Linked DNA regions of Homo sapiens: region 2 is linked to region 1. The links are chromatin loops, found by intact Hi-C in ENCODE. Cell type or tissue: sigmoid colon. All regions are shown on one strand.

The links. Hi-C counts contacts between places; a loop is a spot of excess contacts. Peaks named below come from ENCODE experiments on the same cell type or tissue, not always from the same donor. Only the 100,000 strongest peaks of a DNase experiment are listed, where the experiment ranks them.
Region 2: it touches region 1 in a loop (12-fold over the local background); 7 of 110 quality-filtered maps call a loop at or near these places.

Annotation. Positions count from the first base shown.
Region 1 is chr9:129,172,760-129,175,259 of GRCh38, forward strand. No RefSeq gene overlaps it. Among named protein-coding and RNA genes, the nearest start is that of IER5L, 4.3 kb to the right of the region's middle. RefSeq lists a silencer at 1,913-1,962 and an enhancer at 2,346-2,500. In sigmoid colon, CTCF peaks have their summits at 1,412 (motif pointing right) and 1,613; DNase peaks (open chromatin) are centred at 260, 1,125, 1,462 and 2,152; H3K4me3 peaks cover 1,482 bases; H3K27ac peaks cover 1,316 bases.
Region 2 is chr9:129,568,468-129,570,967 of GRCh38, forward strand. No RefSeq gene overlaps it. Among named protein-coding and RNA genes, the nearest start is that of C9orf50, 51 kb to the right of the region's middle. RefSeq lists enhancers at 1,347-2,210, 2,211-2,500, 2,223-2,500. In sigmoid colon, a CTCF peak has its summit at 1,295; DNase peaks (open chromatin) are centred at 113, 914, 1,292, 2,344 and 1 weaker place; H3K4me3 peaks cover 1,131 bases; H3K27ac peaks cover 1,168 bases.

The sequences.
Region 1 (2,500 bases):
AATACTGTCCACTGATTGGAGGGAGAGCTCCTGGTGTGCATCCCCTGTGCCAGAGGGACACACAGTCACACACACTGTATTTCTTGCTGCACACACACACACACACACAGCACCCAGCACCCAGATCTCAGTGCCCTGCACAGTGACTTTCCTGGGAGCCTGAGGCATCCCCACCCCTGGCTTCTCTGGAGGGCAGCCTGCAGCTCTGAGGCTCTGGGCTGTCATCCCAGCAGCTCCATGTTGCTGGGAGCGCAGCTTGGAGCCTGGCTCAGCCCTACACCACGTATCAAGGGCAGCCAGACCCGTGGTGTCCTAGGAGCCTGGGGGAGTGTGTTGGGGGGAGCTGCTTAACCTAGGAGGACCACGGACTTGCTGGAGCTCTTGCTTCTAGAGCTGCTGCTCTCTGGAAGCTCCCCCTTGTCATCCCCCGGGCACCCAGTCTCTTCTAATTCCCCTACCTCCCTAAGCAGCACCCCTAAGTCCTGTCTGGGGGCTCCACTGGTCTTTTTACTGGAGGGAGAGAGGCTTGTCTGTGGAGCTGAAATGGACTCCTGGTTTGCCTGCCCGCCTGACCCCATCCCCCTTTCAGACGACCCCCATGGCCAGGCAACCCCATCCACCCGCCTCCCGGACCCAGCCTCTCACTTGTGCTATGCACGGGAACATCGGTCTCTCTGGATGTTCTAGGCTGGTATGTTTCCTGCTGCGCCAGTGGCCCCAGGGATTGTGAGTGGGGTGAAGATGCAGCTTAGGAGCAAGTGTTGGAGACAGTGTGTGGCTGGGTGTGGCCCTCAGTGTGGGGTGTAGTGTAGAATCAAGGCTGTGCAGCCTGTTACAGTTTTGTGTGGAATGTCTTGGTGAGACGGGTAGATTGCCAGTGGGTTGCGTTTTGGGTCAAGGGGAATTATACTCAGGGCACTAACCCTTTGTGGGGCTGCCCAGGTCCTTGGGCCCCGAGAAGATAAGGGAAGGGGAAGGGCACCTCTCTTTAGGGTGCTCCCAGAGCGCCCCATCCCATCCCTTGGCATTGCTAGATTCCAGTGTGCGGCTTAGGCTCAGATCACCCGGCAGAGGGGAGGGGAGCCCTCGTCTGGGGTCCTGCTGAGTTCAGAGATCTTATTTCGCACCCCACCATCCACTCTCCTTTACCACAGGGATCCCTGGGGCGGGTGGGGAATTCCCAAGCCCTTTGGCCGGTCCCTTCCAGTGCCCAGCTCCCAACAAAGGGGGCCGACCACGTGCCCCTCCTCGACGTGGGCCTGGAGTGGGGACGCACGCGGCCCCGGGACCCAGCTCAGGCAAGGGCGAGATGCAGACTCCACGCAGCTCCCCGGGTGGACGCGAAGCGGCCCCCGACAGCCCCGCCGCCTCCGCCGAGCCTCGCCCACTCTCAGCCCCAGCCACTGCAGCGCGCCCGAAGCGGCGCTAGGGGGAGCTCTGGCAACTGGCTTCGTGGATTGAAGCAAAACCGTGCAGCCAACCGCGATTTCCTTGGACTTGCAGGGGAAAATGGGGAGGGAGGAAACGCACTGTTCCCCCTCCTCGGCAGCTCCAGACTCTTCCCGTGGGAGGCCGATGAAGCAGCCCTGGGGGTGAAGGTGCCTTTCCTCCCCGCGACTCACGCCCCCAGAGCCTCCTTTTTCCCCACCCCCAACGCGGACCTCCGCGGACCCCCGCATTCTGGAGAGTGTCCCCGAGAACTTCGCCTCGCGTGACACCGGGATCCAGAGCGGAGCAGTCCCCGGGGACAGGCTTGCGTCCGCCTCTCAGAGTCTGGCTTGGGGGCCTCTTGGCGGCAGCCCCTCCTGTCGCCGCGGGAGGCGCGAAGGCTGGGGTGGGGGGCGCGAGCCGTCCTGCGGGGTGGCTGCGAGGCTCGCACCGGCGAGGGCAGTGTGGGGGCGAGGGAGCCAGCGAGAGCGAGGAGCTGTGGGGAGTCGGCAGCAAACAGCCAGCAGGCTGCCACTTTGCTTTCTTTTTCTCGTTCTTTCTTTCCTAACCCCTCTTTGCAAAGCTGGAACTATCCCGCGCGCCCCTGGGCCCAAGCCGCGGCTCCAGATGTGGATTTGTTTCCAGTGGGGAGAACGCGAGCTTCCCCCGGGCCTTGGCACATTCTCCCACTCTGAGGTCATTCCGTAGGTGGTCAGAGGGGAGCGCGCGCCGGGAGCCTTCCTCCCTCCATCCACTGGGGAGGGAAGAGCGGCGGGTGGGAGGGAAGGAGAGGGAGAGGGGAGGGGCGCGAGGAGGGAGGGAGACGCCGCCAGCACACCACCAAGTGGCACCGAGCAGTGATAACAAACTCAACTTAAAAAAAAAAAAGGGAAAAAGAAAAGGAAAAAACTTCCCCAAGTTGCAGCCCGAGACATGCGGACGTGCGGGGCAGAGGCGCGGGGCAGGGAGTGCGGGTGGCCCTGAAACCCCCGGCGTCCCCCGGCTGCTTTCCCCGGCCACAGAGAGCTCAGACTCGAGGCCGACCAGGCCCTGCGCCTGTGCCTGGGCAGGA
Region 2 (2,500 bases), 400 kb after region 1:
ATCAACGCAAACTACAGCCCGGCAGCTTCCAGGCGAACTCACTTCTCAGGACGCCTCTCCTGCTGTCCTCTCAAAGCGGGGGACGAAGCCACCACCACCCAGTTTACAGATGGGGAAACTGAGGCTCAGGGAGATCTGGAAACCTTCCCGGGCAGCTGGGCTCCGAACCCAGGGCTGCGAGCACAAGGGCTGGCTCCCGCCCCCGGCCCTGGTCCCTCCTTCCCCGGGGCATGGCCCGGCCGTGCCAGGCGCTCGGTGACAGCCCCCGCGGGGGAGGCCGGGCTGGGAAAGGAGAGGGCAGCGGGCGGGGGCGCCTGGCCGCGCGGGGTCGGCCGCGGGTCGATACGGCGGCAGGATGAATGGGAGAGGGGAGCGCGGGCGGGAGGAGGAGGGAGGAGGAGGGGGAGGAGGGAGAGGCCGGAGCAGGGGGAGGGCCCGCCCCCGCCGCCCCCCAGGCCCCCGCCCCGCCCAGCGGGCTTGGCCGGGTCTGCAGCCCTCAGCGCCAAGCGCGGCCCCGCGGCCCCACCGAGGGATCGATAACTAATTTCACCGCGGCAGCCGCCCCAGTTTTTTCCCGATAATTGCGCGCCGGCAGCTGCGAGCAAGGCCCCCAGCCCGGCGCGCAGCCCCGCCCGCGCGCGATCAATTGACACCGCCACCGGGCGGCAGGAAAACTCATTTTTCTCTCCCTCCCCGGCTCCGGGTGGGCGCGGGCTGAGCTCTGCCAAGGGCCGGGGGCTACGCGGGGCCGGGGCCGGGGCCGGGGCCGGGGCCAGGCCAGGGAGGGAGGGCAGGGCCCGAGGAGGGGGCGGGGGCGCGGGCGCGGGTGTGGGAAGGAGGCTTGCAAGGAATCCGAGGAGGCGGGGTGCCTCAGTTTCTTCACTCTACCACAGGGGCGTGGCCGAAGGCGTCAGGGACGTGGGGTGCGGGCGGGGCTGTCCCAGCCCCTCTCAGCTGTTGGCGGACTGGCTGGCTGGTGGGAGGAAGGGCTAAGTCAAGCGCCACGGCCTGAATGCGTGGGTTCGACTCTGGACTCCCACCAGGGACCACTGTGTGAGGTTGCATCCGTTCCTCTGGACTCCCACCAGGGACCACTGTGTGAGGTTGCATCCGTTCCTTCCCTTCGTCTCTTCCTCTCTGAGCCTCAGTTTCCCCATCTTCTGAAAGGGGCCTGGCATATCCTGGGCAGGCAGATGGTGCATCAGAGGCAGTGATGCCCACAAGGAAGTGCTCCCCACAGGTGGCTTGGAGGAAATCCTCCTTCCTCAGCACTCATGGAGGCCCCCTGTGGGCCAGGCACTGTTATAGGCCTTCCGGGTGAGGACCAAGCAGTGACCACAGCTGACAAAACCCCTACCGTTGTGGAAGGAACATTCTACTGAGGCCATGGACGTACAATACCCAAGTAAGCAGTGAGAAGATGCCACTTGCCATGGAGAAAAATGAAGCAAGGTCAGCAGGACAGGGTGTGGGGTGCAAAGGCAATGCAGCCCCCAGGACCCATGGTGGGCCTCACCCTAGGCCCTCCTTGCAAAGCTCAGAGCTGCTCACTCCCAAACTGCCGGTTGTTCAAGGTCATGGGAAACCTGCAGACTTGGCATTTTCCAATGAGGATGGCCAGGAGGAGAGAGACCAAGAGGAAGGAGAAGCCAGGAGGTGGGGTGGGACAGTCTCCCTCTGGAAGAGTCCATAAGAGGGCCAGAGAGAGAGAGAGGGGTGGGGACTGGAGGGCACCAGGGCAAAGGGGGTACAGTCAGAGCTCCAATGGACACAGTGTCCTGGGGGGTCAGGTCAAGAGAGACTTGGGTTTGCTGGCCTGGTCCCAGCTGGGCCAGTGAGGCCCAGGGAAGGGCAGGGGCTCGCCCAGCCACAGTACTTATGGGGGACAGAGATGGGCTCCTAAATCCTGCCACCAGGCACAGAGAAGGGCAAGAGGGGCCAGAGAGGAAAGGAGGAAAGAGACTCATGGAGCGGGGGTGCCATTCTCTGTTTAGAGGGGTCAGGAGCCCCAATTTGCTTCCCAGAGGCCAGCTAAAGCTTCCTGGGAGCACCATGGGTGGTGCTGGGACTTCTACAGGACTCAGCATGACTCAAAGGGCCCTGGGGAATGTGTTCTGTTCCCCAGTCCCCCACCCCCCAGCTACCAGAATGACAGAGGCTCCCCGATGGAGGTGGGTAAGCCGGGCAGGGGTGGCGGCCTAAGGCTGCTGGGGAAGTGGGGTGTTCCAGGACTGAGCAGACCTCCTCCCCCGCCTCGGTTTCTTCATCTTAAAAATGGAGCTGGTGTTGAGGTGCTGAGGTTCTGTCAATCTTTCTTCCCTCCAAATTCCTGGCACGCCCAACCCCACGTCTGGGTTGAGAGTAGTGACTCAGCAGAAAATGAAGGCTACTGCTAGCAACCAAATGAGGTTAGCAGGGGGACTGGCAGGACGCCGTGGGCTGGGATTCGAAACAGCACATAGCTGGGTCTCACCCGCCTGAGGCCCCATCTATCCAACCA